Linked DNA regions of Homo sapiens: region 2 is linked to region 1. Evidence: chromatin loops called from intact Hi-C (ENCODE). Cell type or tissue: OCI-LY7. All regions are shown on one strand. Each heading gives the region's core, and the rest is flanking DNA. Links, peaks and the distances in the headings are about the cores only. Region 1 overlaps TMEM19 (transmembrane protein 19). Region 2 holds the start of LOC124900332 (small nucleolar RNA SNORA17).

Region 1 (15,688 bases), core at 13,189-15,688:
CTGAACGAGCTATAGTTTTGCTATTACAACACAAATAATAATTCCCCAACTGCTCAGTATTTTCTTCTATCTTTAGTTAATCTGAGTGTCTATCACCTATGCTTTCTTACTTAACCTTTTTGAGCTCAGTTTTGTTATTGGTACAAAAATGAATAATGTACTTACCTCATATGGTTGTTGTGAGAATCAAGTAAGTTAATGTATGAAAAGTGTTTAAAACAGTACCCGGCACAGCATAAACTACTACTATTATATTCCAAAATGCTTTTCCTTTGGAAGACTACATAGACTGTGCAGTTTTCTGTGTCCTCCTTCAAGATTCATTTCTTAGAAATTAAAAACAGGACACCATTTTTTAATCTAAATGGCAAAGATTAAGGAAGCAATAATATTCAGTGCTGCTGAAGCTGCAGTGAGACCAGTACGCTCATACACTGAGTTATTAGAAACTGCTGAAATCTTTCCAAAGAGCAATTAAGTAATGCTTAACAAAAGCCTTTGATGCAACAATTACACAAGGTAGTCCAAGACTTTTCCATAAACCAGTCATCACTATGCTATTTATTATAACACATATAGAATAAAAAACTAAATGCCCTCAAATAACAAATGAAAGTATGGTGATCTCTAAGCTGGATTGCCCAGCCATTAGAAATATGTTCAAATAATTTTTAATGGAAAGAGAAAATTCTTACACTCTGGAAAAGCTTCTCAGAGGAAGTGTTATTGAGCTGGTTTTTTAAGGATCAGTAAGGGAGTAGAAAAGAATTCCAGCCATAATGGATGGGTATATAAAGGAAAGGAAGCATTCAAGAGTTGGATAAGATTATACTCACCCATATGAGATAGTATATGTATTTTTTAGCTTCAAGTCTGGGCAATGAGGTAAAAAGGTTCCTCAAGGTTCTTTATTCTAGAATTCTATGACAATGTGTTGAGAATCTTGTCATGCAATAAGGTGTTTGCCACGTATTATTCCAAATGCAAATAGCTAAACAAGATCAGAAGAATTTGAAAAATTTGCCAAAACCCCAGTCTCATACCAGATTCGCTACATGGGCAAGAAGATATGTGATACTTACATTAATTCCTACAAGAATCTGAAAGTGAAGGTGATACAAACAGGAAGCAGGGAAATACTAGGTAGAAAAGGGTGTGGTCCCTGGTGAGGGCTCCACCCTCAAGCTTGGACCAGAGGCCTTAAATGAGAACTTCACATCCCTGTTTTCCCACCCAAATGTTGCCTTTTCCAAAACCACCCTGGCCTGTCCCACCCCCTACCCTGTACCCATAAAACCCCCAAGCTCCACTGGCAGGAGAGCAGAGCGGAGCGGCAGAGGAGGAGAGAAGAGAAGCAGCTGGAGAAAAGCAGCTTGACTTCAGAGGGATGGCTTGATGGCAGGACTTCAGAGAAGAGTTTGGCCAGGCATGGCCAAACTCCAGGGGAAGATTATCTGCTCACTCCATCCCTCTCCAGCTCCCCTTCCCACTGAGAGCCACTTCCATCTCTCAATAAAATTATCCGCATACACCACCCTTCAACTGGTTCTTGTGACCTGATTCTTCCTGGATGACAGACAAGAACTTGAGTACCAAGAGGGAAGAGTATAAAAGGCTGTGACCCTCACCCTCCACTGAGGTGGTGAACACTTAGCCATCTGCGAACAGCAAACGCTAAAAGAGCACTGATTGTAACACATGCCCTCTGGGGCTCTGGGGGTCACAGACACCCCCTCCCGGAAGGCAGAGCTAAAAGAGCATTGTAACATGCTTGGACTCTGCCGCGAGGCCTGCTCAAAGCTTGATCCTACCAGAGAGGAGTGACCAGATGGTTCCAGCATTTGTTCGCCCCGGCTCCTGCACCTGCTCACCTGTGTGCTTCCGCTTCTTGAGGGGTTCAGAGCTTTGGGCTGAGTAAATGAGCTACCCCTTCACAAGTCCTGTGAAGAGGTCAAGGGAAATATCCCGTCTTAAAGGTATCAAAAAATTCCCTTGAGTATCCACTGTTACTTTTATGTTATACTAAAATTCCATTTTACTCTTTCAGTTCATTGTTAATAAAGTAGTTTATAAAGAGAAGAAATAAGATTTGAAATAATGAGGAGGGGGTGGAAGGGAAAGAAGGGTGATTCCCAGAGATTATTTTGTTTACTTTGAGCATGTTTTTGATTCATAGAAAAAACAAATTTGATTACAGACTTTAGAAAAAACCTAAAATTAGTTTTGTATGTGTATTTTTAATAGCATTAAATACATCTGTAATTATCTCAGATAACAAGAATATTTTGGTGTACATCCTTCTAATCTTTCTTCCTAGATTTTTATTTTATTTTATTTCTGAGATGGAGTCTTACTCTGTTGCCCAGACTGGAGTACAGTGGTGCAATCTCAACTCACTGCAACCTTTGCCTCCTGGGTTCAAGTGATTCTCGTGCCTCAGCCAGCCAACTGAGTAGCTGGGACTACAGGCATGTACCACTACACCCGGCTAATTTTTGTATTTTTTAGTAGAGAAGGGTTTCACCATGTTGGCCAGACTGGTCTCGAACTCTTGACCTCAAGTGATCTGCCTGCCCCGGACTTCCAAAGTGCTAGGATTACAGGCATGAGCCACCGTGCCCGGCCTTCTTCCTAGATTTTTCTAGGATGTAAGCACCTGACTTGAAGCAGCAAAAAGACAATACTAATTATAACAATTTCATTGAGTTTAAAATGTGTTAAAACACACTTAAACAAATTATGTACAAAATATTGCAAATTTATTTATTTTTATTTTTTAAAGATAGGGTCTCACTCTGCTGCCCAGATTGGAGTACAGGGGTACAATCATAGTTCACTGCTGCCTTGAACTCCTGGGCTTAAGCAATCCTCTTGCCTTAGCCTCCTGGGTAGCTGGGACTACAAGCACACACCACTACACCTGGTTAATTTTAAATTTTTTTGTAGTGATGGGGGTCTTACTATGTTGACCAGGCTGGTCTCAAACTACTGGCCTCATGCAATCCTCCTGCTTCAACCACCTAAAGTGCTGGGATTATAGGCATAAGCCACTGTGCCTGGCCCATATCCCAAATTTATATCAGTAATTAGCTTGGGGAAGATAGGAGGAGCTCAGAGTTGCTGAGGAGATAGTGGGGGCAAAAGAATACTGGGCGTGGTGGTGCACGCCTGTAGTCCCAGCTACTCAGGAAGCTGAGGCAGGGGAATCACTTGAACCCAGGAGGCGGAAGCTGCAGTGAGCCGAGGTTGTACCACTGCACTCCAGCCTGGCCACAGAGCGAGATTCCTTCTAAAAAAAATAAAAAAATTTTAGCTTTATGTCTAATGTTGTAATTTTTATTTATTTTTATTATTACTTTTTAAATTGAGACAGAGTTTCTGTCACCCAGGTTGGAGTGCAGTGGCGCAATTATGGCTCCCTGTAGCCTCCAACTCCCATGCTCAAACAATCCTCCCACCTCAGCTTCCTGAGTGGCTGGGACTACAGGTGTACACACCACATTTGGCTAATTTTTTATTTTTTGTAGAGACGGGGTCTTGCTGTGCTGCCCAGGCTGGTCTCAAACTCCTGGCCTTAGGTGATTCTCCCACCTTGGCTTCCCAAAGTGCTGGGATCATAAACATGAGCTACCACATCTGGCCTAATGTTGTAATTTTTAAAAAGGAATAGTCAGTGTATTATTTAATATTAATAAAAATTTAAAAATCCAAACTTAAAAAAAGAGTTGCCATATTTATAAAATAAATTTTTGGCTGGGTGTGGTGGCTTGCACCTGTAATCTCACACTTTGGAAGGCTGAGGTGAGAAGATCACTTGCGCTCAGGAGTTCAAACCCATTATGGACAACATAGGACATAGTCTGGATTCATCTCTGCAAAAAATTAAAATAAAAAAAAAAAGTAGCCGGGTGTAGTAGTGCAAGTCTGTAGTCCCAGCTACTTGGGGGCTGAGGCGGGAGGATGACTTGAGCTGAGGAAGTTGAAGCTGCAGTAAGCTATGACTGTGCCACCGCACTCCAGCCTGGGCAATAGGGTAAGACCCTGTCTCAAAAAAATAAAAAATAAATAAAAATAAATCTTGTCTAGATTCACGATTAGATCTACAAAAAAAAATTTTTTTTTTGAAGAGGGCAGTTATGATAAATGGAGAGTGAAGTCTTGTCAGAGAAAATAATTTCAAGCCTCGCCCTGCCACTCCTTCACTTCTTCAATAATTTCCTGGCTCATTAGTTTCAAAAGCATTAATATTGTTTTGCATGATTGAAAAATGCTGGAAACATTCCAGTTCTCAGAAATTCAGGTAGCCAAACTGGTTTTTCATTTTGTATTTTCCTCCAGGAATATGGTGCTGATTATCACCTTCCAGTCATTCTTAAAAGAAACAATGATTAGAGTCAAACAACTTAATTCAATGAATACATATTGAATGCTTAAGTATTTTTAAAATATCAAGAACCACTTGGAGTTATAAAAACAGATACTCCATAAAGGAGATTAAATAATTAAGCCACATAATTGTGTTTTCCTTTTTTTTTCAAGATGGAGTCTTGCTCTGTCACCCAGGCTGGAGTGCGGTGGCACGCTCTCTGCTTACTGAAACCTCTGCCTCCTGGGTTCAAGTGATTCTCACGCCTCAGCCTCCTGAATAGCTGGGACTACAGGCATGCGCCACCATGCCCGGCTAAGAGATGGGGTTTCACTGTGTTGGCCGGGCTGGTCTTGAACTCCTGACCTCGTGATCTGCCCGCCTCGGCCTCCCAAAGTGTTAGGATTACAGGCATAAGCCACCTCGTCCGGCTGTGTTTTCATTTTTAAAGCACACCACAATTCACCTGAGATCTGGTGGCTAGTATAGATCATTCTCATTGTGATAGCACTGGGAACATTACATAAAACTTCAGGAAGATCAGATGATTGGGCCCTAGTATACCCACTGTGCCTAACAGGCAGCAGCTGTTCATATCACAGGTATGCGGCAAAGTTTAAAACATCATTTCACATGCTTTTTCTCTATACTAGTCCTTTATCTAATTGGGGCGGGGCTGCTATTTCTGCAGGCAGCATCCTATGTGTACAGCAGCTAGAAACAGGAAAGATATATGTGAGAAACAGATAACTCAAGTAATGAGAAAAGCTAATAATAGAATGACCTGCTGTATCAATTCTTTGGTCTCTTGGTGGCTCCATTTAATGAGTTTTCAACATGCTACTCCTGCAAGTCTTCTTCAGGAGCTGCCCCAAGCCACATATATCTGCTCTCTTCTATCATGGAACAGTATGATAAGAAACAGTACACCTTTATGCTGCTAGGTAGGCAGTTTTATTATGCTGTTACATAGAGCTCTTTCCATGAAAAGTGATTTTAACATGAACTGCCCATTCTGCAAAGAGGAAAAATATGTTGAATTAGTTAAATATCCAATTCAAAAGATGTTACAGTAAAATACATGTAAGACTTAACAAAAAAAAAAAAAAAGGACAGAGACACAATTTCTTATCCTCAATTCTCATCTCCAAAAAGCTATGAAAACCAGTTTATTTACAAAGCTTGGTGACAAAACCTGACCAAACTTGATCTGAGGCTCTTTATGATCTTTAGTTATACTTAGTGGGGATGTTCATAAATCACCACAAAAATAGGAGTATATTTGATAATGAGCTGCCATCCCAGACTTTTTTTTAGTAGTTTTGAGTGAAATATTTTACACAGATCCTATTAGTTTTTGAATAGCTCAAAAATTTTGATGCAAAACACAGCTAGACCTAAGTTTTCAAATAAAGGACTGCAAAGCAGTACTTCCCCAAACTGTTAATGATACAGTGATTCTACTAAATTCAAAGACAGTCCCAATAAATATTTTTGTCCCCTTGTATGTCATGAGGATAAATCTCCAGGGAAAAAAAGGGCATGTCAGAACGATGTGCAGGCTGTGTGAAAACTGACACATGATTTTATAAATGATGTAGCTGTAAGACACTGTGTCATTACCAGAAGTTATTCATCCATAAAGATAACATATTGTGTGGTTGCTAATAGTTATCTCCCTAAAACCGAAAAGTCCCATTCTTTTCAAGTGCTTAGATACAGTGCTTTAGGACATTCTTATGTAGTTCTAGTGCTTAGAATATTCTTTTTTTTTTTTTTTTTTTTTTTTTTTTTTTTTTTTTTTGAGATGGAGTCTAGATGGAGTCTCCCTCTGTTGCCCAGGCTGGAGTACAGTGGTGCAATCTTGGCTCACTGCAACCTCCACATCCCAGGTTCCAGCGATTCTCCTGCCTCAGCCTCCTGAGTGGCTGGGAATACAGGCACGCACCACCACACCTAATTTTTTGTATTTTTAGTAGAGACGGTGTTTCACCATGTTGGCCAGGCTGGTCTCGAACTCCTGACCTCAAGTGATCCACCCGCCTCGGCCTTCCAAAATGCTGGGATTACAGGCATGAGCCAGTGCGCCCGGCCCAGGATATTCTTATTCAGTGCTTCTCAATTTGGTTAAGCATTAGAATCTCCCAGAGAGCTTTGTAAAAATACCCATGCATGGGCCTCATTGTCCAACATTCTGACTAACTTGGTCTAGAAAGGGGCCCTGGCAACAATGTTTTAAAAACTCCTTACATGATGATTCAATGTACAGTCAGAGCTTTAAAAAGTCTCAATATCCAGGCTGTACCTTAGATCAGATAAATCAGAATTTTGCAGTGTGAAACCCAGACATCAGTACTTTTTTAAAAACATGCCCTGGTGGCTGGGCACAGTGGCTCACATCTTGTAATAGATCTTTGGGAGGCTGAGATGGGCAGATCACTTGAGGTCAGGAGTTCGAGACCAGCCTAGCCAACGTGGCGAAACCCTGTCTCTACTGAAAATACAAAAATTAGCCGGGCGTGATGGTGCACGCCTGTGATCCCAGCTACTTGGGAGGCTGAGGCATGAGAATCACGTGAACCCAGGAGGCGGAGCTGAGATCATGCCACTGTGCTGGAGTCCAGCCTGGGCCACAGTGTGAGACTCTGTCTCAAAAAACAAACACATAAACAAAAAAAGCAAACATGCCCTGGTGCTTCCAATGTATACCCAAAGTTTAACCCAATTGTTGCAACCCCCTGATCTAACTGGCTTAAAGGTTAAGGGTGTGATTGTTTTTTCTTCTGTCCTGAAGTAAGTCAGTTCTAGATCATCACCATAGTAGGGCCACCAATAAAGAATTCTAAGCATTATCCACTCTGGTGGTGGTGTATTCATAAATCCTTCCCCAGTTTCTTTAAAAAAGCAAAAGGGGCAGGAGGAAGAAGGTACAGAAATCACATGAGAAACATTTAAAAATACTTTTAGTAAAATACTCTGTACCCTGTCAAAACTCCTTTGGCACACAGTAAATCATAGTGAAGAACAAACATAGCAGAATTGCCTTAGTTGAGGCTACAGTGTAAGAGAGAATACAACTTAGAAGGTAATAATAGAAAAATCATAGCATTTTCCAGCAATTGATATGACAGTAAATTTATAAAGAAATACAATAATTTCCCAGTGACTCTTAACTGTTCAGGATGCCAGTGCTAAACCAGGTTGCCATACATAATTCAAAGAAAGCTAGAAAACACATTCCACATATTAAATTGAAGATAATTTTTGTTCAGAGAGCAACTGAAACATATAGTAAGTTATATATTTTTTAGATATAAGATAAAATTCTTTTGCTTTTAGTTAAAATGATTTTTTTCATACATTCTAATGGACATATGAAAAAGATATTTACTTTTTTTCATCACTAACCCTGAGGAAGGAAGAACAAATGTGGAGTAGGCCACAAAACTCACTAGGAACCAATCTCCACACTTTTCCCAATTGTGAATAGCAATTAATGGGAGAAGTTCAGGATACTACACTTGTTTAGGCTCCCATACACATCAGCTTAAACTATTTAAAATAGATACAACATTTGGGCAACTAGCACAGTGGCATTTCTCTGCTTCAACTGAGAACTATTTTAAATATCATCACTTTTATTTCCTACACTGGTTTAAACAAACAAAACAAAATAAGACAAAACTTGACATTGATTATGTAAGAACTTTCAGTTCAATATATAGTAATATGTAGGGACAATATAGCTTCATTGCTCAAGACTTCCATTCAGCAGGAAAAAAATGCATAAGTTCTAGGAATTCTTCTCTTTCACTAGAAAGACGCTAGCTATTACAGGGGAGTTGATGAGAGGAAAATGTGAAATCCCATCTCAATGGAATACAGGAGGAACTGGCATTTCCGCTTTGCCATTACAGTTATTATTCTTAGGATGAAAGTTGGAATTGCAAATTTAGCTGGACTCACCAGTTTCAACCTGTGGAAATGAAATAAAGTTCACCCCCTGGGCCAAAAACCCCAAGCAGCAGTTGGGAGCAAGAGGGCAATAAGAACAGAAGAAAACAGATTCACTGCGTTGTTATCAAGAATGGGTTTCCCTGCTATGTGCCTTGCCTTATTTGTTGGGCTGTTGACCACCATGCCAGTGCTTTCATCCAACCCTGGAATGGAAAAAGAAGCAAGTGAGATAGAAAACCCAAATGACTTCATTTTTTTTCTTTTCTTTCTTTTTTTTTTTTTTTATTATACTTTAAGTTCTAGGGTACATGTACTTGATTTTAAAAAAAGAACAAAATAGGCTTTTTCCTCCAAAGGAGACAATCTTTGAAAGGTTCTAAGTGACTTGCTAAATGACTTTAATGGATCATTTATATGATGAGAGACATGGGACCCTTGATTACAAATGGCCTCTTTGAATAAATGGGTTCTCAGTAATTTTCTGTCAATACCTCTGGAATTGCTTCAGAAGTGGAAGAGAGAACATGAAAAGCAGAGAGGGCATGAAACTGGCAGGTTGGGCCTGCCTTCCCAGTGGTTCCCCTCCAAGACTGATCTATGACGTCCTTGGGAGTAGGGATCATGTCTGTGGCCACAGTACTGTAAACGCAGGGTTGAGCATGGGGCTGGCACAAAGGAGGCACACAAAGATTTACAAAATCTCCCCTACTGCATGCATTTCTTTTCAACCCACTCAATGCAATCAGAAACTTCCCCAGTTAGAACCCAATTTAGAATAAAACCTACACTCTTTAAAAAACATGTTTACTGTCTGTGTGTGCGTGTAGAGTTATTGACCCTTTAGTGAGAATTAAGATCAGATTGCTTCGTCCTTAAAATCTAAATGAGACTAACAAAATGGAGAACAAATATTCTGACTGATGGAGAGGGGGAGGAAGGGCACATAGATTTTCTGAGGCATGAAGAGTGCTGGGAGGACTATACTGAGAGAACCCTTCTCTAGCCTTCCAACCTCTTCCTGATGTCAATCAAAGGAGAAACATGGTTGATGAGAGTGTGGAGCAAATACACACCTAACAGAATATGTGAGTACACTGATAGGATGGGAGAGCCTTAGAAACAAAGCACAGAAAATTTTGAGAAAAATATCTACCACTCTACCATATATCTTTTTTCTTTTTTTTTGAGATGGAGTCTTGCTCTGTTGCCCAGGCTATAGTGCAGTGGCATGATCTCGGCTCACTGCAATCTCCGCCTCCCAGGTTCATGCAATTCTCCTGCCTCAGCCTCCCAAGTAGCTGGGATTATAGGCAGGCGCCACTACACCAGATAATTTTTGTATTTTTAGTAGAGATGGGGTTTCACCATGTTGGCCAGGCTAGTCTCGAACTCCTGACCTCCAGTGATCTGCCCCCCTTGGCCTCCCAAAGTGCTGGGATTATAGATGTGAGCCACCGTGCCCAGACATCGACCATATATCTTAATGAAGCAAAAAACTCAGGGGCAAGAATAGCAAGCATGATACCACAGTAAGAAAGTAGGTCGTGTGTATAGTCAGATTTGTACAATTACTCCTCAAATGGAATAGGAAAATGAATGGAAGGAATTGTATTAAAATGATCTGATCCCAAACGTCTTGCTTTTCTGGGATTAGGTAATGGCTCACACAAAAACGTCTGTTCTCTGCACTATTGTATCTTCCCCACATGGCTTCTAATCATTGCTGCGCGGGACTAATTCTCTTTCAATTAATTTAATACAAAAGAATAAGAAAACCAAAATTGTGAAAGAGACTTTGCCCTATCATTTCTAGTCCCTCAACACCCTGTGTCTTTGGATTTGTTTTCATTGTTAACATTTTTTTCTTTCTTTTCCCTATTTCTTTAACATACCAATAAGTTGCAAGAATGAAGGAATGTTCTTACCAGTATACTGCATTGTAGCCCCTAAGTATGAGTCCACAATTGATCCTAGTAATCCAGCTAAACCACCAAATGCAATAATTGGCCACTGCGGGGCAGAAATGTCTAAATCATTCACAAAAATCAGCTGTGTGAGGAAGTATGCAATGCCCACAAAGGTACCACCAAGGAGACTGGAGACAAGGCCCACCACTGTAACTCCTCCATTGGTACCTGAAGAAGAAACATGCAGAAAATCATCCGGTTAATAATCAGCAAACACATAAAGGCAAGGACAGCAAGGTACCTATCTAATCAAGACTAATTTAAAGAAAGCATTCTCTTTAATGCAATCTAAAGACTGTAGCTTTTTAGAAAACAGTATTTTCTCCTCGGTAACTCTTGACATTTTAAGCAATGAAGCAGAATGGTTCAATGAAGCCAGACTGCCTGGTTTCAATCTTGGTTCTGCTTCTCTCTCTCTCTCTCTCTCTCTCTCTCTCTCTCTCTCTCTCTCTCTCTCTCTTTTCAGAGACAAGGTTTTGCTCTATCAACCAGGCTAGAGTACAATGGTGTGATCATAGCCTACTGCAGCCTCCAACTCCAGGCTCAAGTGATCCTCCCATCTCAGCCTCTCTAGTAGTTGGGATGACAGGCATGAGCCACCTTGCCAGGCCCAATTCTGCTACTCTTAAGCCATGTGACTGTAGTTAATTTATCTAACTTCTTTGTGCTTTAGTTTCTTTATAAGATATAAATAATAAAAGAACCAATTTATATGATTATTAGGAGTACTAAGTGGCAATCCGTGTAAAGCAGTTAGAATAGTGCTCTGTAGTAGGTATCTAAAATATGCTAGCTGTTACAATGATGATGAAGAAGAGGAGAAAAAAAAGGAGGAGAAGGTGATGATGGGGGATAGGATGGGTAGAAAGAAAAGAAGGGGACGAAGAGGAAGAGAAGCATCAGAGGACAAAAAGAAGCAGTATAGGTTGAGTATTCTCTTTACTTGAATTGCTTGAGACCAGAAGTGTTTTGGATTTCAAATTTTTTCAGAGTTTGGAATATTTGCATTATATAGACTTAACAGTTGAACATCCCGAATCTGAAAATCGTAAATCTGAAATGTTCCAATGAACATTTCCTGTGAGCATCATGTCAGTGTTCAAAAAGTTTGAGATTTTGGAGCATTTTGGATTTTGGATTTTCAGATTTGAGATGCTCAACCTATGTAGTTGTTGATAATGTTGATAATGGAGAATTGAGATATATCTTAAAGCACTGATATCCTAACAGGCCCTCAATAAATATTCTATTGTTCCCTCTCTTTTCCTTCCCTACTGATATGTTTGCAAATCAATCTCTATGTTCCTGTATTGCTTATCTAGGTCTTGCTAACATTTCCTGCAAATATTATTTATTATTACCAATTTAATAGTCGACAGAAATTTTCCAATTATTATTTAAAGAGACTAAATAAAGTTCTTAAAAGGCTCTAAAATACATTACATCAAGAGGTTTTTTGGTTTTTTTAAAGAATCTCAAATCAAGACTCACCAACTGTGTCTACCAATGGGTCAAAAAGAAGAAAAAACTCACCAACTGGAACTTTCTCCCAGGTTGTTATCAGTCTTGGAGAACTTTTACTCAGAACTGGGCCAACTTCTGAAGCCCATGTGTCTCCAGCAGAGCAGGCCAGTGCAGCCAAGAGAGACAAACACATCCAGGAAGCGGAGTACTGCTTGGAAAAATCGACTGGGATTTCCCCGGGGCCATTTTCTATCATGTACAGCAGGGCCAGTTCTGTGGGTACAGCTCCATTACAGAACACCTGAACCCAATTCCTTTGCCCACCTGGAAACAAACAGATGAAAAGGACAAACAAATGATTCCTCCTTAGAAGAAAAACCATGCAGTTATAGGTGTTTATGTTTTAAAGTTTAAGAAAAGAAAAACAACAAAAAAATTTAAAAACAGTAAAAGTGTTATGGTACATTTGCCCAGATTTTATACTGTTATTAACAAATCTGGAAAAATCATGATAGACTCTAGTGCTTCTAAAATTCTGCTGTCATTTCCCATTGTTGTGAAATAAATTATAAACTCAATTTGGCTACTAAAGGAATTCTCATATAAAATTGATGTGTTTTGACAGTTTAAACAACATTCTGATTAAAAGCTTATGTTGGCTGGGCGCAGTGGCTCACGCTTGTAATCCCAGCACTTTGGGAGGCCGAGGCAGGCGGATCACGAGGTCAGGAGATTGCGACCATCCTGGCTAATACGGTGAAACCCCGTCTCTACTAAAAATACAAAAAAATTAGCCAGGCATGGTTGCAGGCGCCTGTAGTCCCAGCTACTCAGGAAGCTGAGCCAGGAGAATGGTGTGAACCCGGGAGGCGGAGCTTACAGCGAGCCGAGATTGCGCCAGTGCACTCCAGCCTGGGCAACAGAGCAAGACTCCGTCTCAAAAAAAAAAACAAAAACAAAAACAAAAAAAAACCTTATGTTAGGATTAAATGAAGTTTACTATTTTGAATGATATCAAACATAATTTTACCTTCCTTATATTCTGAATCTAGACGCTTCTTCACTTCTCCCTTCCATTTAGTGAGTTTCGAAGAAGACAAGAAAAACATCAGCAAAGAGGTAAAAAAGCTGAAATTTGCAATGGTTAGGATAAATCCAACGACTAGCCCTGAAAGAAACATATATAAACACAGAATTATATTCAATTCATACATCAATGCTGTGAAAAAAGAATGGATTTTTTCCATTATTTTTATATTATAACCTGAAATGTACATTTCTAGCAATTTGCATTTTACCAATTAAATTCTTAGCAAGCAGTAAACTGAATGCCATTTTGAGTACACATTTTTTACCATATTTTAATCTCCTTTCAAGCAATGCCATATGAATGTAAGATAATATTTTAGATAATATTTTTAAAATTATCTTAATTTAAAAAAATTAGAAATAGAGATGGGGTCTCACTATATTGCCCAGGCTGGTCTCAAACTCCTGGGCTCAAGCAATCTGCCCAGCATTGGCCTCCTAAAGTGCTGGGATTGCAGGAGTGAGCCACAGCACCTGGCCTTCTTTTTCTATAATAACCCTTTCCATTGCTTAGCTCAAAGTTCAGATATCATAACCAATGAGATAGTTACTCATTGACCCTTCCAGAGATACTCAATTACTGGTATTTAACTTTGGTACCTTTTAATCGAGAGTACAGAAACAGGGTAACTTGATATAAAGTATTAATAATAACAAAGTGCTTCAGCTCTGGAGTTGAACAGTCTAGAGTTCAAACTGTGGCTCCTTCACTTACCTCTTCAAGATTAGGATAAGTTACCTAACCTCCTTAAGTCTCAATTTTGCATTGGTGAAATGAGAATAATCAGAATTCTGACTTTACCGGCTTGCTGTAAAAAGTCAGGGATAATTTTTGTAATATGCTTATTATATTATCCAGGATGTAAGAGGTCCTTAATAAGTGTTACCTAATATCATGGATACTAATAACAGCAACAGTTCCAGTGGCAAAAGCTCAACAATAATAATGATAAATATTACAATATTGTTATCCAACCTTTAAGTTTTTTCAACTGATTTTTAAAACATTACAAAAGTTGTATGCAACTACTGAAGGGGAAAGTCAAAACACATGGAAGTATACAAACTGAAAGTCAAAGTGTCTCCCCTCCTCCTCTTCATGAATATTCACTGTTAACAATTTGTTCCACCGTCTCTAAACAAACCCAAGGTAGAAGAGCCCTACACAACCTACACTGAGATGTTACAAATGGCATCTATATCCTTTTTACTTCAGCCACCTTAAAATACCACATGAAGCAATTAATGTTCATGTTGGTGACAGCTTCAGATTGAGGAAATGAACAAGACAAGCTTTGAGGGAATGGTTTCTTTCATGCAGTGTAAAGATCGCTTGGAACTTTTGGCAACTCCTACCTATGTCTACATTTTAGATTAGTAACTGCTATCTCCTGTTCATACCTTTTCTACCTCTCCATCCTGCAGATCTCTAAATATCATTGATAAGGGGTTCATATATATGACAATAGGGCACTCCCAAATAATTTGAAGACTTGAGGACTATGGTTGCCTTGTGAGCCTAAAACAGGTAAATTCTGTACCTAACAGATAGCATTGGGGGAGTAAAATGACACTGTCTACAAATTTCTGACAATGGGAGTAGAGTTATACCCCAAATTCCAACCAGGGTGACCTGGGTAATCTCCAGGAGGCATAAAAGAGAAAGGCAGGACTGGAATTTCATAGTAATTTAATAAACTCAAAGCTCACCTATTGCTTCATACATATTCTATAATAATTTACTTGGCTAGCCCAAAATGTAGAAAGTGAAGGCCAAAAGAACCAGAGGTTGGCAGACTTCTTGAACCATGTCCAAGGGAGGGGAACCTTTGATTTGTGGATTTGCATAACTGTTTCTCAGACTTTGTACTCACCAAAGCAGCCTTCTAATTATAATCTGACTTCTCAAGTGGCCTGACTACAAGAATAGGGCATGCCTGAACAGTGATGTTTGTGTTCTTCTGCCTGGTAGTTCTTCTATCTGATTAATGAAGTGGCATTCTGGCTCATATAGCAATCCTTTATGACAATGAGCAACACTCAACCAGTTTTCTAGGCTCTAATCAACTCTGGGTACATGACAGAGTGAGGCTTCTACTTCAGAAAGACTGAAACCAGACCCAAAGTATAGTGACCAAAAAGAGGTCAGGCCACCCTTGTGAAACCACACAGAGCACCACCAGTGGCCTTTCCTGACAACACCCCCTCTTGCTGTGCTCTTCCACAAACACTTTGCCACAAATCCCCCTCATGTGACCCTCTCCTTATTCTGGCAATGCTCGCTCTCTCTCCAAGAGACCAGAGCCCTCCACTTCAGTGTGCAGCTTAGAGACTGACTGTGACTGAACCCCTGCCTAATCCTCTTAACACTGAGGTATATGTTTCTGTCATGAATGGTTCTAAATACCCAGATCCTGAGGAAGTTCTGTAACTCTTACTTCTAAATCCTAGACACACTAAAGTCATGATGTAGCAAAGTAAAATTTCTTATAACTGTGTGTATTAGTCTGCTGTCACGCTGCTAATAAAAACAAACCTGAAACTGGGTAATTTATAAAGAAAAGAGGTTCAACTGGCTCACAGTTCCACATGGCTGGGGAGGCCTCACAATCATGGCCAAAGGCAAATGAGGAGCAAAGTCACATCTTACATAGCGGCAGGCAAGGGGGCTTGTGTAGGTGAACTCCCCTTTACAAAACCATCAGCTCTCGTGAGACTTATTCACTATCACGAGAACAGCACGGGAAAGACCTGTCCCATGATTCAATTACCTCCTACCAGGTCCCTCCCTTGACATGTGGGAATTATGGGAGCTACAATTCAAGATGAGATTTGTGTGGAGACA
Region 2 (15,688 bases), core at 4,644-7,143, 55 kb after region 1:
GAAATGCAAAAGTTATTTCAATTGGAAAAAAGTTCTCAGACATCTGCTTTTAACATTATTGTCCTGTTTTAGCTTTCCTGAAGAAAAGTCTTGTCTGTTCAAAATATATAAAATATTCAGATAAATATCTGTAGCCTTAGAACACATAACAGTCAGCTGTAAGCAAATCTCTATAGATTTTTCCCTTCAATAGTAATTTAAAGAATTAAAAAATATACACATAAAAGAAAATTTGTAAGTTTGAATCTTGACATTCAGTGTGTCTGTTGTTCTCTATTACTGGTGAGGCCAGCAAATCACATGATCAGGGAACCACTTCCTTCTTCTTTCCTTACCTCTCCTGGGTCTTGATTTCTTCATTGCATTTGCTGCCATCAGACTTTTACTCTTTCCGGTTTGGGAAGCCCTTTTAAATGTTAGCTACTAACTCTTTTCTTTTTTGCATTATCGTGTTCTATCAGTTGTACCGCCTTACCAACCCTACATTACATATATACACATACCTTCTGCAGACTCATCTTCTATTCGTATTTTAGGAATTACATTAGAGTCTCAGGCTGTGGGAAGTAAATTAGTTTACTTATTTTATCTGTATTTGCCTTGTCATATTTGCCTTCACACTTCAAATTTTTATCATAAAGGATTTGACTTGATGAAATGTGTAAGCTAAATAATAGAATTAAAAAATTTTAGCTCTTTCTTTTTGCTTTAAAGAAACTTGGTGAAGATGAAGAGGAACTATCTGAATTACAGCTTCGCCTTTTGGCTCTTCAGTCAGCCAGTAAAAAATGGCAACAAAAAGAACAGCAGGTGATGAAAGAAAGCAAAGAAAAGTTGACTAAGACGAAAACTGTACAGCAAAAAGTTAAAACAAGTACAAAAACACATTCGGCCAAAAAAGTTAGCACTACAGGTGATCATTTTTATTAAATTCTTGTGTTTTTGTTTTGTTTTCTTTTCTTTTGTTTTTTGAGACAGAGTTTTGCTCTTGTCGCCCAGGCTGGAGTACAGTGGCATGATCTTTGCTTACTGCAACCTCCACCTCCCAGGTTCAGGCGATTCTCCTGCCTCAGCCTCCCAAGTAGCTGGGATTACAGGCGCCCACCACCACGCCTGGCTAATTTTTTGTATTTTTAGTAGAGACGGGGTTTGGCGGTGTTGGGCTAACTGGTCTCAAACTCCTGACGTCAGGTGATCCACTCGCCTCAGCCTCCCAAAGTGCTGGGATTACAGGCGTGAGCCACTGCCTGTTAAATTCTTTTAGTTGAATTTATGTGTAAGTATAGTTTTGAGATTTTAATTCAGAGTTTTGAGTTTGGGGAATTACAGGGCCCTAAAATGGAAGACAATCTTATATAAACAACTTAGGAGCATCATCACTGATTAATCAATAATGAAAATATTTTTTAAGACTCTTATTTTTCTTTTATCTCCTAACAGATGCTAATGTTTATGTGTTTTTTATTTAAAGCTAAACAAGCATTGAGGAAGCAGCAAACAAAGGCATGGAAGAAACTACAACAACAAAAAGAGCAGGAAAGACAGAAAGAAGAGGATCAGCGGAAACAAGCTGAAGAAGAAGAGAGAAGGAAAAGAGAGGAAGAAATCAGAAAAATTCGAGATCTCTCAAATCAGGAAGAACAGTACAATCGATTCATGAAATTGGTTGGTGGCAAGAGGAGATCAAGAAGTAAAGTAAGAAATGCAAAAATATAAAATCAAAACGTTACTCTAAGTTTCCTTAAAGTCATATTTCATAGATTCTGTCAAATAAGGAAGTTTATTTTATAAATAACTCTTGGAAAAAAGGAAGGTAGGTTATAATTGGGAAAGCATCTTTTATAGTTGTAGGTATTGGAAGAAGAAATGAAGGCTAAAATTATTATTAGCAGAGACTGCTTTTAGGTTTTTTACGATTTTCTGTTTAGATGAAAGTAGGATTACTAAATTGTGGTGAAAACTTATTCTGAAAATGGCTGTTAAGTCTTAAGTACAGGGGTAGAATTTCATTAGTTTTTCATTGTTTAGTAATGTAGATTGAGAAGTGTGTCATGACTAGTATGGACTACCTTAATAAATGTTAAATCATGATATAGTAATAACCTTAGTGCATGTGGCTATTTTGTATTTAGTGGTCAAACATTTGTTGAACATTTACTATGTATATAAATATACTTGTCGTCTTGTCTTTTTCTCTCTCCCTCCCTTCTTTTACCCTCTCCACCCAAAAAGAAGAAAAAAGCCCAAAAAGAGTATACTTGAGAATGTATTAATGAAGAGTAGAGGGATATTAAAGAGTAAATTCGTTAATTGGAGTTAGGTTTGCTTAAGCAAGGAATATTGTAAATATTTATACTTTGAAATTTTTTTTTTTTTTGAGATGGAGTCTTACTCTTGTTGCCCAGGCTGGAGTGCAATGGCATGTTTCGGCTCACTGCAACCTCCACCTCCCAGGTTCAAACAATTCTCCTGCCCCAGTCTCCCGAGTAGCTGGGATTACAGGCACCCACCACCATGCCTGGCTAATTTTTTTGTATTTTTAGTAGAGACGGGGTTTCACCATGTTGGCCAGGCTGGTCTTGAACTCCCGACCGCATGAGCCACCGCGCCAGGCCAATAGAATCTTTTTCTAGAGATAAATATGGTATTATTTGCACATTATTCTTTACCTCCTTCTCGAGAGGTTTTGCGAGTTTTTAGTTTATTATAAACTGTCTCTGAGTGAAACATAGTAAGAAGTAGACAAGAAAACAACATACAATAGATAAACACATTTACCCAGAATTTATAGCTTTCAGGTATCATTAATTTATTTATAATTAAAATGTTTTTGAATTTTTGGGGAAATATTCTGTATGTAGTCGTGATGACATAAAACTTGTTTTTGTATTCCTCTAGTTTCTTAATCATACAGAAGTCATAAGTGTACAAGAGTTTGGTGTCATTTTATACAGGAAGAGCTAATTATTTAGTGGCTCAGCTAACAATGGGGGATTTCGTCTGTATAGCTCGTACTTTGGAAATTCCATTTTCTATCTGATTATACAGTTATAAAATGTCAACCAGTGTACCTATCATTTGAATTGAATTTCCCAAAGATGTGATAGGCACATCTAACTGAATCACCATGATTTTTGATACTCTTCCATAGAAGATAACTATCAGTTCTTTTGTGATTTGTAACCCAAGACAGAAAATGCTTTGAAACTAAAAAAGTGTTGTATACTTAGTCTTCAGATCCTGACCTGAGGCGATCCTTAGATAAGCAACCTACTGATAGTGGAGGAGGCATTTATCAGTATGATAACTATGAAGAAGTTGCTATGGATACAGATAGTGAAACCAGTTCTCCAGGTATGAGCCAAAACTTGAAACCTTTGTGTATTTACATGTATTAAATAGAGAATAGTCATTATGGTACTCAAAACCTTTAAAGAAATGTGTAATGAAAGTGAGATTTGCTGATGAACTGTATGGCGATAGACATTATTTGTTGTTGTAAATACTTAGAGAGCAAACCTCAAATAAGTAATATTAACCTTTATTTCCGAGTGTTTCTAGATAGCCTTTAAATTAAAAAACAAATAAATAAGACATTGTTTAAACTCTGTTAACTGTTTGCTCTAGAAAGTGAAGATTGGGCCGGGTGCAGTGGCTCACACCTGTAATCCCAGTACTTTGGGATGCTGAGGTGGGCAGATTGCTTGAGGCCGGGAGTTGGAGACCAGCCTGGCTGACATGGCGAAACCCTGTCTCTACTAAAAATACAAAAATTCGCTGGGTGTGGTGGCATGTGCCTTTAATCCCAGCTTCTTGGGAGGCTAAGGCATGAGAATTTCTTGAACCTGGAAGGTGGAGGTTGCAGTGAGCTGACGTCGTACCACTGCACTCCCGCCTGAGTGACAGAGCAAGATTCTGTCTCAAAAAATAAAAAGTGAAGAATGGGAAAGATGAGAACATTACTCTTTAAAAAAACAAACTCTTGATCTTTATATCCAAGATACTTTCTGCTTTAGTCAAAGAACAAAATTCCTTTTTTGCTATTTGGCTTCCTGTCTCTTTCTAGTACGATAATTTGTAGAAATTTTGAGACAGAAAGTGATAGTACTAGTGGCATCTCAGGAAAGGCTGGTTAGAACTGGTCAGGGCTGTAACTCTCCTTTAGGTTGCATAGTCTAGAATCTGACTTATCTTTGAGGGCCAGAGACTTGATTTTGTTGATGTTCAGGGGTGATTGGCTGTGAGAGACCTATTCCTTCACAAATAATTTAAAACACTTAAGACTGAGGCAGATAACAGAACGCAGTTGGCATTCCAGGAACTGGAGAATTTGGAAGAACACATGATCAGTGTATTTCTCCCTATAGTCACATAGTGAGACCAAATCAAAACTGGAATCCTACTTTGGTGTATCTAGACTAGAGACAAAACAAAATATGTATTATTTGGCTAGTGTTTACCAAAATGCTCATTTTTCAGGTTGTTACTTTAAGCTGGTGTTTGATAGTCTTATATTATGTTTTGATAACACAATTTAACTTGCTTTGGTCAATCTTTAATTTTCTTATTTTCAGATTCTTGGAGATGATTCATTATAATTCCCAAGTATTGACAATATTATTAATACTTTATTTCTATAAAATAACTTTATGATCTATGCTTTTTAAATGATTTTGTGAAACATATAGAGAACATACTCTCTAAGCGGCTTTGTCAAATTTTAATTTTTTGCCACGTTAACTGCGGATATTTATATATATGTATTTTTTTCCATTCAAGATCAATTTTTTTCTCAAATTTTGCCAACACAGACATATTATATTTGAAGAAATGTGCATTAAAAACATCTTTTAATTCACTTTATCTTGTATTAAAAAAGAATGTTTTCCATATAGAGTTTTTCGCCGGGCGGGGGAAAAAAAAAACCAAGAGAATTCAAATACGGTAAAAAACTAGTTTAGGATCTGAGGTTTCAGGCAGTTCAGAAATTGCCAGAAGGTTATTTATTTTTTTTCACTAGGATACCACAGTGGCAGAACAACTTAAAAATCAGAATACTAAAATGATGGGGTGGTCCCGGCAGCTGCCCCTGGCCAGCTGGAGCACACAGTGCCACCAAGGTAGAGAGGCCAGAGGCAGTGGGCATCCCAGTGCCAGCCTGCCCGTTCCCTGTAATGAAAGCAGAGCAGGAACTGCAGTTGCATGGCCTTGGGGGTGGGTGGACTTGTGGAAAGCCAAGCTCTGAGGCTGCAAATACCTTGAGCACCACTGGTGGTCCCAGAGCAGGTTGAGCCTGTATCTGCACCTCTGTTCCAACCAGCCTTCTGGCACAGGGCAAGGCCCACATCTTGGCCTCTGCATCTTGATCTGGGCTGGGGCCAGTCCACCTGGTCTTTCTGGCCAGTGCTCACACTGTAAGCCAGTCACAAGTTCTGTCAGCTTCTTTCCTGTGTTAAAAAACAAGAATGGCTGGGCACGGTGACTCACACCTGTAATCCCAGAACTTTTGGGAGGCCGAGGCGGGAGGATCACCTGAGGTCAGCAGTTCAAAACCAGCCTGGCCAACATGGTGAAACCTCGCCTCTACTAAAAATACAAAAATTAGCCAGTAGTGGTGGCTCACCCCTGCAGTCCCAGCTACTCAGGAGCCTGAGGCAGGAGAATCGCTTGAACCTGGGAGGTGGAGGTTGTAGTGAGCTGAGATGGTGCCACTGCACTCTAGCCTGGGCACTGAGCGACACTCTGTCTCAAAAATAAATACATAAATAACAAGAAAGCTTGACACAGAATCAAGAGCACAATAAAACTGCACTCTAGCCTGGGCACTGAGTGAGACTCTGTCTCAAAAATAAATAACAAGAAAGCTTGACACAGAATCAAGAGCATAGTAAAAGTGGCTGCTGTTAATACTATTAACTGAATCAAACACCAGCAAACACTTGCCTAGTTCTTTGTCCTCCTGGATGATCCTGACATGGTGGGTAGCATGAACCAGCACATAATGGACTTCATCTTTCCTACCACTAGTTTCTAAAATTCATGAATGAAGGCTACTCTTGCTGAGGGCACCCTCTACCTTCCCACTGTCCTTTCAGACCCCCTAGTGGCTGACCCAACACAAAGGTCAGAAAGTCCTCAGAAGCCTCTCCTGGCACCTGGCAGTGAGTCAGGGCTGGTTAAATCTGGATGAGGATAGTGCAGCCTGGAGGGCTTTCCTCGGAGATCACTGCACTCACTAGGTCCACCCTCTCTCCCAGATACTAGGAAGGGAAAACATGCCAAGTCCATAAAACAATAGCACCATCAAGTGTCTGACTATTAAACATTCAAATGTTCATGGGGCAGAACACTGAGCATAGACATAGCCTCTCTTCTCTCTGCCACCTAATAACACAAATGTGACACAGCAGCCACATCTGCAGCGCTATGTAAAATGTTCCAAAGATTAGTGTATATTCAGATTATCTCATTTGGGACTCAAGTCAACCCCATATAAGGCATGTGGATAATAATGTATTGACTTGTGAGACAACTGGGATAAAGAAGAAATGTTAGATTTTCTCTGATTATATAGTTAGTGGGTAGGGTAGTAAGAGTAGTCTTTGAAACTGCTGTATTTCAGTGAGCCTAACAAGTCATTGAAGATAAAATACACAATTATTTTTATCTGCTACCAAGGAAGAAAAATGCTGAGATGCATCAATTGTAATTATTTCAAAATTAAAATGTGAAAAAATGTGCACCTTATTGACTAAATACACTAAGTAATTCTTCTCATTCCTAGTTTTATTTACTTTCAACACAGCTTATATGGTCCATGTCCTCAACTTTCTTTTGCTCCACAAGAAGGGAATAATGAAGTCACCACATCATTGTTTTCCTTTGGCTAGGGCACTTTGGCAGAATTTAAGGGAATTTTTTGTTTCATTATTTCTTAAAAAATATGCTTGTGTTTTTTTTTGTTTGTTTTTTTAAAGTATGTTTCTGTCTTTTCCTGCTTTATTCCCTGTTCTCATCATTAGGTTAAAAGTGGAACAAAGTGAGAGTTTTGAGGGACTAATTATTAGTTTAAAGTGAATGGCTGACTTTATGATGATATGACAATTTTAAATGGCTGGAGGTGGACTCATGAGGGGTTTAAAGATTTTATCAGAGGTTGATAAAATCTAATTTGCACTCCACCTAGATGTATTTCTTCAAACATAACATAAACTTAATATATTCCTGATGAAGTATTTCTGTTATTAAACTCTTAACAAAAAATTTTTTTACAGCTCCTTCACCAGTGCAACCGCCATTTTTCTCTGAATGTTCATTGGGGTATTTTTCTCCAGCACCATCTCTTTCTTTGCCTCCACCACCTCAGGTTTCTGTAAGTCAGAATTGATTTCTAAGAAAATTATTTTGTCTTGTCTTTTCTAATTTGTTTTTAAAAACGAATGGTTAGGTTTGAAGAGGGCTTAAAAAATCAGAATTGCTTACCAAGAATTAATAGCAATGAAATACGTAGAATAAACAGTTGATTATACCAGCAAGCTATCCATTTGGTAGATTTTTTTCATAGCTAATTTTTAATTTCATGTTGACTTTTCGGTACCTATCATGTTTCCTTCTTCACTTTACTCTCAGATAGTAGCTACTCAGAAAATTTATTCAAAAACAGAAGTTATCTACTGTTTTGGACTGTCTCTTTTTTAGGGAATTGGAATTTACATGCATTAGGATGCTTCTAAAAATTAATACTCTCCTTTCTCCTCTTTTCATAAAAATGGTTATTTTTAACTTGAAAATCCAGCAAAAGAAAAGCATTTTCTATGAAGTTAATTTCTTTTCCCCCCCATCTCCAGTCCTCCCACTAAAAATAAAACAAAAAAATAAAAACAATAAAAGGAAAAGGAAAAAAAGGAAGTAGAGGAATCACACATTAAAAGTTTTGACATTATTTTTAGATTGAGAGGACCTAGAGATCAAATTGAGTATCTCTCAGTAGGTGTAAGAGGGAACTTTTCCGTTTCAGGAAAGACGTCTAGTGTCTTTCTAGAACATATATGGTGAGGGGAATATTAGAGCCGATAGTGAGAGAGAAAACAGCACTTTCTTCGTTGTAATGTTTTCTTTTTGGGAATGAATAAATGAACTAAATGCCAAGGGAAATAGTGGAAGATCTTTGATGCAAATACATATCCAAATTTAGGGATTTGTGTAAAATTAGTTTCCTTTATAGATATTCTTTAAGAAGCCATTTTAAGAGAGTAGTGGTGATTCTTCTTGATACTTAATTAATGATTAAAGTACTCTGGACTATTATTCACAGAATCCCTTGGTTTCTAATTTTTATTTTTTACTGAAATATTATGTCTTGGGTTTCAGTACCTCTACTTGCTTTCAGGTAGTCATCTAGAAGGAAGGACCCTGTATAGTTTGATATCTATATCTTCTAGAATGCTAAATGGATATAAGAATTGGAACAGAGAAGTTTCTATAATTTTCCTTGAAGTTAATAAATGTTTCAAATATTGTTGATTTTTTTTAAAATTGTAAAAATAACACTTTTTCGTGGTTGGCTATTGATTTCTGGTTTGTTTTGAGGTTAACATATACTTAGCTTACTATATTTACAGCTAAAATAATAATGTAAAGTTTATTTTTTTCTAGTTTAATATTGCTGCAGAGAGAAGCATTTGAGTTGATAAAATTTGCGTTGTAATTCTTTCTTTTTTTAAAAAATAGTCTCTGCCACCTTTGAGCCAGCCTTATGTGGAAGGCTTGTGTGTTTCTCTTGAACCTCTACCTCCTCTACCACCATTACCACCTCTCCCACCTGAAGATCCAGAACAGCCTCCAAAACCACCTTTTGCAGATGAGGAAGAGGAGGAAGAAATGCTGCTTCGAGAAGAACTACTTAAATCTCTAGCAAATAAAAGAGCTTTTAAGCCAGAGGTAATTTAGGTACCTAAACCTCTAGGTGGTGCTCTTGAGCTTAGCTTTACGGTAGTCCTACTTTTTTCTGGTTACTTGGGCATCATTGGGCTTTTCAGCAAAGTGGGGATAATTCTAACATGCTCAAGATTTTTAAAGGTGGCAGAAATTTATTTTTATTTAGGAATGTTTAATGTCTTTCTCTTCCTTATGTAGGAAACATCCAGTAATAGTGACCCACCTTCACCTCCAGTTCTGAACAATTCACATCCTGTGCCAAGAAGCAATCTATCAATAGTCAGTATTAACACAGTGTCTCAGCCTAGGATACAGAATCCAAAGTTTCACAGAGGACCCCGTCTTCCACGAACTGTGATCTCGGTAAAAACAAAAATTTAATGCTACTTTTATTCAAACAGTTATGATAAATTTCTATGAAGTTTAGCTGTCCTGTTTTCTACCCCTTGGTTTATTTATATACACACATATATTCACATATAAATACAAATTTTTAAAATTTATTTTTAATTTATTAATGATAAAATGAGAGCAACACCTTCACTTGAAAACTGGTAAGAGTTTGGTGATAGTGTGTTGGGGGAGGTATTGTTTTCATCAGAGTGGTGTACTTTCCTCTGACATTTCTTCAGCTTTTTTTCTATAGAAATGGGCTCATTCAGATTTTCTATCTTTTTGGAGTCAAAATTTTAACAAATTGCATGTTTTTTATTTCTCCCATCTCTTTGTATACTTTGTGTATGTTTTCCAACCAATGACTACACTATGATGGAAGAAATTATTTATGATGTTTATTAAGGAGGTTGAAATGATAGTTTGTTTCTACCTTGTTTTGTAATGGCTTCAAAGTAAAATAAATAGAACAAAGACAAGTTGAAATCTTTCCTGTTAGGTAAGCCAGTTTTGGCAATTTACCCTCTATATGTAACCACAAAGTACAGAATTTTGATAATTATTATGTAAAATTAACAAAATTTTTCTTTGGTTTTAAAAGAGTTAATTTAAATTGCATTGTGGTTCTTTATAATAGAAAGTTAGTGAAAATAAAATTTTAATGAGAGTAATTATAGAATAGAAAGTCTTAAAGAATATACAACATTTTATGTCTCAGTCATATAACCAGTATTGGTCGACTCAGTGGATTATGTAATACAACCCTAGAAGGAGCCATAGACTGTCTACTTGGAGCCCATTATTTTTGTGGATTGAAATTGAACAAGGTTAAATGACATCCTTTTGTTATCACGAGTAATAAATATATTGTCTTTGCAGCTTCCAAAGCATAAATCAGTGGTTGTAACACTAAATGATTCAGATGATAGTGAATCTGATGGAGAGGCTTCCAAGTCAACAAATAGTGTTTTTGGTGGATTAGAGTCCATGATTAAAGAAGCAAGACGAACTGCTGAGGTAAGTGCAATAATTAAAGGTGGAAAGAAAGATGACCTTTTGATGATCAGTAAAGTTTATTTTTTCCTGAAAATTAAACCATAAAGTTATAGATTTTTAATAACATTGATTTGTGGAAATATTTTAAGTATTTGTGCTATTAGGACTTTATATAATGAAGCATGTATCAATGTAGATTGATTTTACTATTAAAAGTTTCCATTATTTGTGTTTCCTATTAAGTATTTCCTTTTTCAAAATAGTAAAATTGGTTGGATAATTGTTCTGTGTAGTAAGGAGACTGTTGTTTTAGAGTTGTGTTGTGTTACCAGAAAACAGTTTTTATTAAAATGTATTCTCTAAGTACAACTTTTATCGTTTTTTCCCTATTTCAGTAGTTGTTTAGCTGTGATTTAATTCAATGATTTTCAGACTGTAGATCTTCACTACTTGGTGGCGTATACAATTTAGTAGTTATCAACCAACATTGTTTTAGAAAAAAGAATAGAAAATGATGACATTCAGGTATTTCTAAATAAATTCAGTATACACTGGGTTGCAATGTAAAATATAAATCTTAGTATGGAATTTTGGAAAGCTGATGATCTAGTTGACTTCAAATGTTTTTTTTTTTTTAGCAAGCTTCAAAACCGAAAGTACCTCCAAAATCTGAAAAAGAAAATGATCCTCTGCGAACACCGGAGGCTTTGCCTGAAGAAAAGAAGATTGAATATAGATTGTTAAAGGAAGAGATTGCCAAGTAAGTGTAATTTTATGTAATTAACATTAAAAGTATGTGATGTTTTCAAAACTTCTCTTATAGAGTTTCTTGGCACTGGGGAATGAGTGATGATAGTTTTATCCAAGATACAGAGTTAATGTTTTATAACTCACACAGAAGATGGTGCTGGATGGTCATACATACACTTGAATAGAGTGATGTGCTAGGACATAACCAGCTTAGAAAAAAGATGAAAACACTCAAAGAGAAGGACTCCACTATCAACTTTGAATGCTGACTTGGGTCTTGCATATTGGTCATCATCTTTATTATTAGTCGGTGTGATTAATATTGTTACTGCATGAAATAGAATACATTTTAAAAATAGTTTAAGTTTATTCTTGGGTGTAATGCATATATCCTTTTTGATAATTTTAGCCGTGAGAAACAGCGTTTGATTAAATCAGATCAGCTGAAGACAAGTTCATCATCCCCAGCAAACTCTGATGTGGAAATTGATGGTATTGGCAGGATAGCAATGGTTACTAAGCAGGTTACAGATGCAGAATCAAAACTGAAAAAACATAGGTGAGCCTTGTTATCTTCACATATCTAATTGTTCCTGTGGTAGAGAAATACATTTTTGTGGTGTATGTTATTAATAAGCGTACTATAAGATTATACATTTTCTCACTTAAACTTTGTAGAATGTAGAAGTCTGTCATTTTGTTGAATGACACTACATTTACATAAAGTAATGAAATTAATGTTTAAATAAAAATACCGGCCAGGCGCGGTGGCTCACGCCTATAATCATAGCAATTTGAGAGGCCGAGGTGGGTGGATCACTTGAGATCAGGAGTTTGAGACTAGCCTGGCCAACACGGTGAAACCCTGTCTCTACTAAAAATACAAAAAAATTAGCTGGGCATGGTGGTGCATGCCTTGTAATCCCAGCTACTTGGGAGGCTGAGGCGGGAGAATCGCTTGAACTAGGGAAATGCATTCCCACTGTGCCTGGCCCAACGTTGAATATTTACTACAAGTTTTCAACAGTAATTCACGTTACCTCAGGCTTAAATTTTTTTTTTTAAAAGATCAGTCTCATAGTTACTATTATCAGTGTAGCAATGTTAATTTAAATACCTGTGTGATGAATATAAAAATATTCATCCCTTTACATTTTTATCTGTGTCTCGTAGATGCATTTTTAAAAATTGTGTTATTACTTTGAAAATTTTTTTATTCTGACAGTCTGCTCTTGTAGGGAAACATTAACAAGAATTTTGTTATTTCTCATTTAGGATTCTCTTGATGAAAGATGAATCTGTTTTAAAGAATTTAGTGCAACAAGAAGCTAAGAAGAAAGAATCTGTTAGAAATGCTGAAGCAAAGATTACAAAACTTACAGAACAGCTTCAAGCAACTGAAAAAATTCTTAATGTTAACAGAATGTTTTTGAAGAAGCTTCAGGAACAAGTAATTATTTTAAAATACTGTAGTCTCCTGTTTACTACACATTTTTATAGGCCAAATTTTCTGTAAGACAAACCACTGTATACTAAAGCCAGCAAAATATGCATAACCTATAGTTTCTTGTTGAGAAATAATATTGGAATATTTTTATTTTCAGTTGAATGCTCAAAAGCCACGGTGTTTGAGAAGAAGAAATTTCCTGTTTTAAGGTTTTCATTTACATTTTCAGGATTATTCTATATTTTTCAGATTCACAGAGTTCAACAGCGTGTTACAATTAAGAAAGCTTTGACTCTAAAATATGGAGAAGAGCTTGCTCGGGCAAAGGCAGTGGCCAGTAAAGAAATAGGAAAACGTAAACTGGAACAAGATCGCTTTGGGGTGAGGGTTTTATAGAAATATTTTACTTTTGGAAAGCAGAAAGTTTTTATGATAGTTTTAAGGGTAAGATGTATATATAAAGTAACTCTTTGCTGTAAATTCCAAGAGATTAAGATTAAAGCTTTGTTTTTAAATGACATCCACATTTTTGGATGTCTACTTTATTATTTTGTCTTGACTTTGTTTTTGTCATAAGTCATAGATTAACTAGCAAAACTTTTGGCTACTTATGTTAAACTCTGTTTTATTCTCCATATTGATTTAGTTTTATAATGTTGGCATTGTATGGTGGGGATAGCACAATTATCTTACCAAAAATTGTTTATAAAATCACAGTGATGTAAAATACGTGTATCATTTTTCTCCCTTAGCCAAACAAAATGATGAGACTGGACAGTTCTCCAGTATCAAGTCCAAGAAAGCATTCAGCAGAACTAATTGCTATGGAGAAAAGACGGTTACAAAAGCTAGAATATGAATATGCCCTGAAAATTCAAAAATTAAAAGAAGCCCGTGCCCTTAAAGCAAAGGAACAACAAAATATCTCTCCAGTTGTGGAAGAGGAACCCGAATTTTCTTTACCTCAACCCTCACTTCATGATCTGACACAAGATAAATTAACCCTGGACACTGAAGAAAATGATGTTGATGATGAAATTTTGTCTGGTTCAAGCAGAGAGCGAAGAAGATCTTTTTTAGAATCCAATTATTTTACTAAACCTAACCTTAAGCACACTGATACTGCTAACAAAGAATGCATAAACAAACTTAATAAAAATACTGTAGAAAAACCAGAACTTTTTCTAGGGTTAAAAATTGGTGAATTGCAAAAATTGTATTCAAAAGCTGACAGCCTAAAACAGCTGATTTTAAAAACCACCACAGGCATTACAGAGAAGGTTTTGCATGGTCAGGTAACTGAACATTTCATATTTTCTTTAAAATCTGGAATTCACCCAGCCTTATTTGCCTTACAGAATTATTATTTTCTTTTGCAGGAGATTTCTGTAGATGTGGATTTTGTCACAGCACAAAGTAAAACAATGGAAGTGAAGCCATGTCCTTTTAGACCCTACCATAGTCCTCTTCTAGTTTTTAAGTCCTACAGGTATAAAAGAAAGATTCAATAAGCTTGAATTTCAGGATTTCTGTTTGGTTTTTAATATTTTATCTTGAATATTTGATGATAATGAAAAAGCAATTGAATCATTGCTATTGATAACCAGACTTACCCTTTTAAGGAACATAAAAATTAAGTGTCCTGCCGTTGGGCTCAAACCACACTCTTGGATTTATCAGTTCGTATCAAATTCCAGTTTCTGGCTATTGGTAGAAGTGTGGAGAATTTTGGATTTCTGTTTGTTAGGAATTTTAGGAAAAATAATTGGAATCTTAGAGGTTTTTTTTAATTTTTGATTTTTAATTTTACTGTTATTCAGTCTAAGAAGTGCATTGGCCAGCCTTCATAAAATTTATTTAGACATTTTCATATGATTAACTTTGTGGGTCCCCCATTTAGACTTTTAAAAGTTGTGAGAATGTTAAAGGGTTGCATGTTTTTATCTTAAAATTGTAAAGCACCTTCCAGGTAATATAGACTTTTTCCAGATTTTCTTGTCTTGGCTGGTAATGTGTGTAAGAAATACCGGTATTATATAGTATTTTATTATGTGGTGAGAAACTACTTTTAGAATACAAGGTTTTTTTTCTGTTTAAACTATTTTATGTTCTTGGTATAAAAGCAACTTGTTTCTATCCCTTGATATTCTAGGTCTTTTCTCGAATTAATTTTGGCATTAATTTAATTAGATAAATAGCTCATAAATAGTAAGCATGGAAATTTTAACTTGAGAAAGAAAAACTAAAGTTTTCTTAGTTTTCTGAGGAATGTTTGTTGGGCATAATATACCTGTTCACTCTCTTCACCTTAGATTTAGTCCATATTATCGAACCAAGGAAAAACTTCCCCTGAGCTCAGTATCATACAGTAATATGATTGAACCGGATCAGTGTTTCTGCCGTTTTGATTTAACAGGAACATGTAATGATGATGATTGTCAATGGTGAGTAGTTTTTGTGAACATTTTGTAATTTGAAAAATGGTCTTGTTTGCTTAACTTTGATATGTACATGATTATCTTTTCTGTGTTTTTTTTTATCTTAGGCAGCATATACAAGACTATACACTTAGCCGAAAACAGTTATTCCAGGACATTCTGTCATATAATCTGTCTTTGATTGGTTGTGCAGAGACAAGTACTAATGAAGAAATTACTGCTTCAGCAGGTTTTTAAAGACTTCCTATTCTCTCCCAAATGAAAATTGAATTTAGGCAACTTAAAAATTCTATATTAGTTGTTGACATTGTAAAATACTTACTATAATTCAGTGTATTTACCCATAATACTTTATCTAGATTTGCTGTATCCAGTATAATTACGGTAAAAATTTACTTCCTCTGTTACACTAGCCACATTTCAAGTACCCAATGGCCACATGTGGCAAGTGCATGCCAGTAGGACAGCACAGATTTAAGACATTTCCAACATTTCAGAAAGTTCTTTGGACAGAGCTCATTTAAATATTTAGTTCCATTTATTTAAAAGAAAATATTAAGCTATTTGTATAGAAACTTTACTATTGATTTTAACATAGGAGCCTATTTTTACTTATTGTTTTCAAAAAATAGAGGAAGGCTGGAAATTACGATGGCTGTTGTTTCCAATTCTATAATGAAATAAGACTTGATACACTTGTGAGCAAATATTATTAAGCTTTTTCTCA

Evidence for each region. Hi-C counts contacts between places; a loop is a spot of excess contacts. Peaks named below come from ENCODE experiments on the same cell type or tissue, not always from the same donor. Only the 100,000 strongest peaks of a DNase experiment are listed, where the experiment ranks them.
Region 2: it touches region 1 in a loop (3.0-fold over the local background); 5 of 110 quality-filtered maps call a loop at or near these places.

What each region holds. Positions count from the first base shown.
Region 1 is chr12:71,693,670-71,709,357 of GRCh38, reverse strand. TMEM19 (transmembrane protein 19) reads right to left here. Exons shown (of 6, transcript NM_018279.4): 3 at 12,785-12,922; 4 at 11,824-12,078; 5 at 10,249-10,458; 6 at 4,311-8,526. The coding sequence ends at 8,363. It overlaps LOC107984530 (a long non-coding RNA gene), which reads right to left and starts at 893. Exons shown (of 3, transcript XR_001749202.1): 1 at 837-893. RefSeq lists a silencer at 1,416-1,621 and an enhancer at 14,728-14,827. In OCI-LY7, for the core only: no CTCF peak of the experiment used is centred there; DNase peaks (open chromatin) are centred at 14,717 and 15,507; H3K4me3 peaks cover 2,338 bases; H3K27ac peaks cover 2,500 bases.
Region 2 is chr12:71,630,102-71,645,789 of GRCh38, reverse strand. It overlaps ZFC3H1 (zinc finger C3H1-type containing), which reads left to right. Exons shown (of 35, transcript NM_144982.5): 4 at 715-913; 5 at 1,472-1,695; 6 at 3,231-3,354; 7 at 7,275-7,372; 8 at 8,731-8,940; 9 at 9,136-9,300; 10 at 10,210-10,347; 11 at 10,965-11,086; 12 at 11,486-11,635; 13 at 12,352-12,526; 14 at 12,773-12,904; 15 at 13,276-13,818; 16 at 13,903-14,012; 17 at 14,836-14,967; 1 more. It overlaps LOC124900332 (small nucleolar RNA SNORA17), which reads right to left and starts at 6,435; the gene lies at 6,307-6,435. In OCI-LY7, for the core only: a CTCF peak has its summit at 6,106; a DNase peak (open chromatin) is centred at 6,099.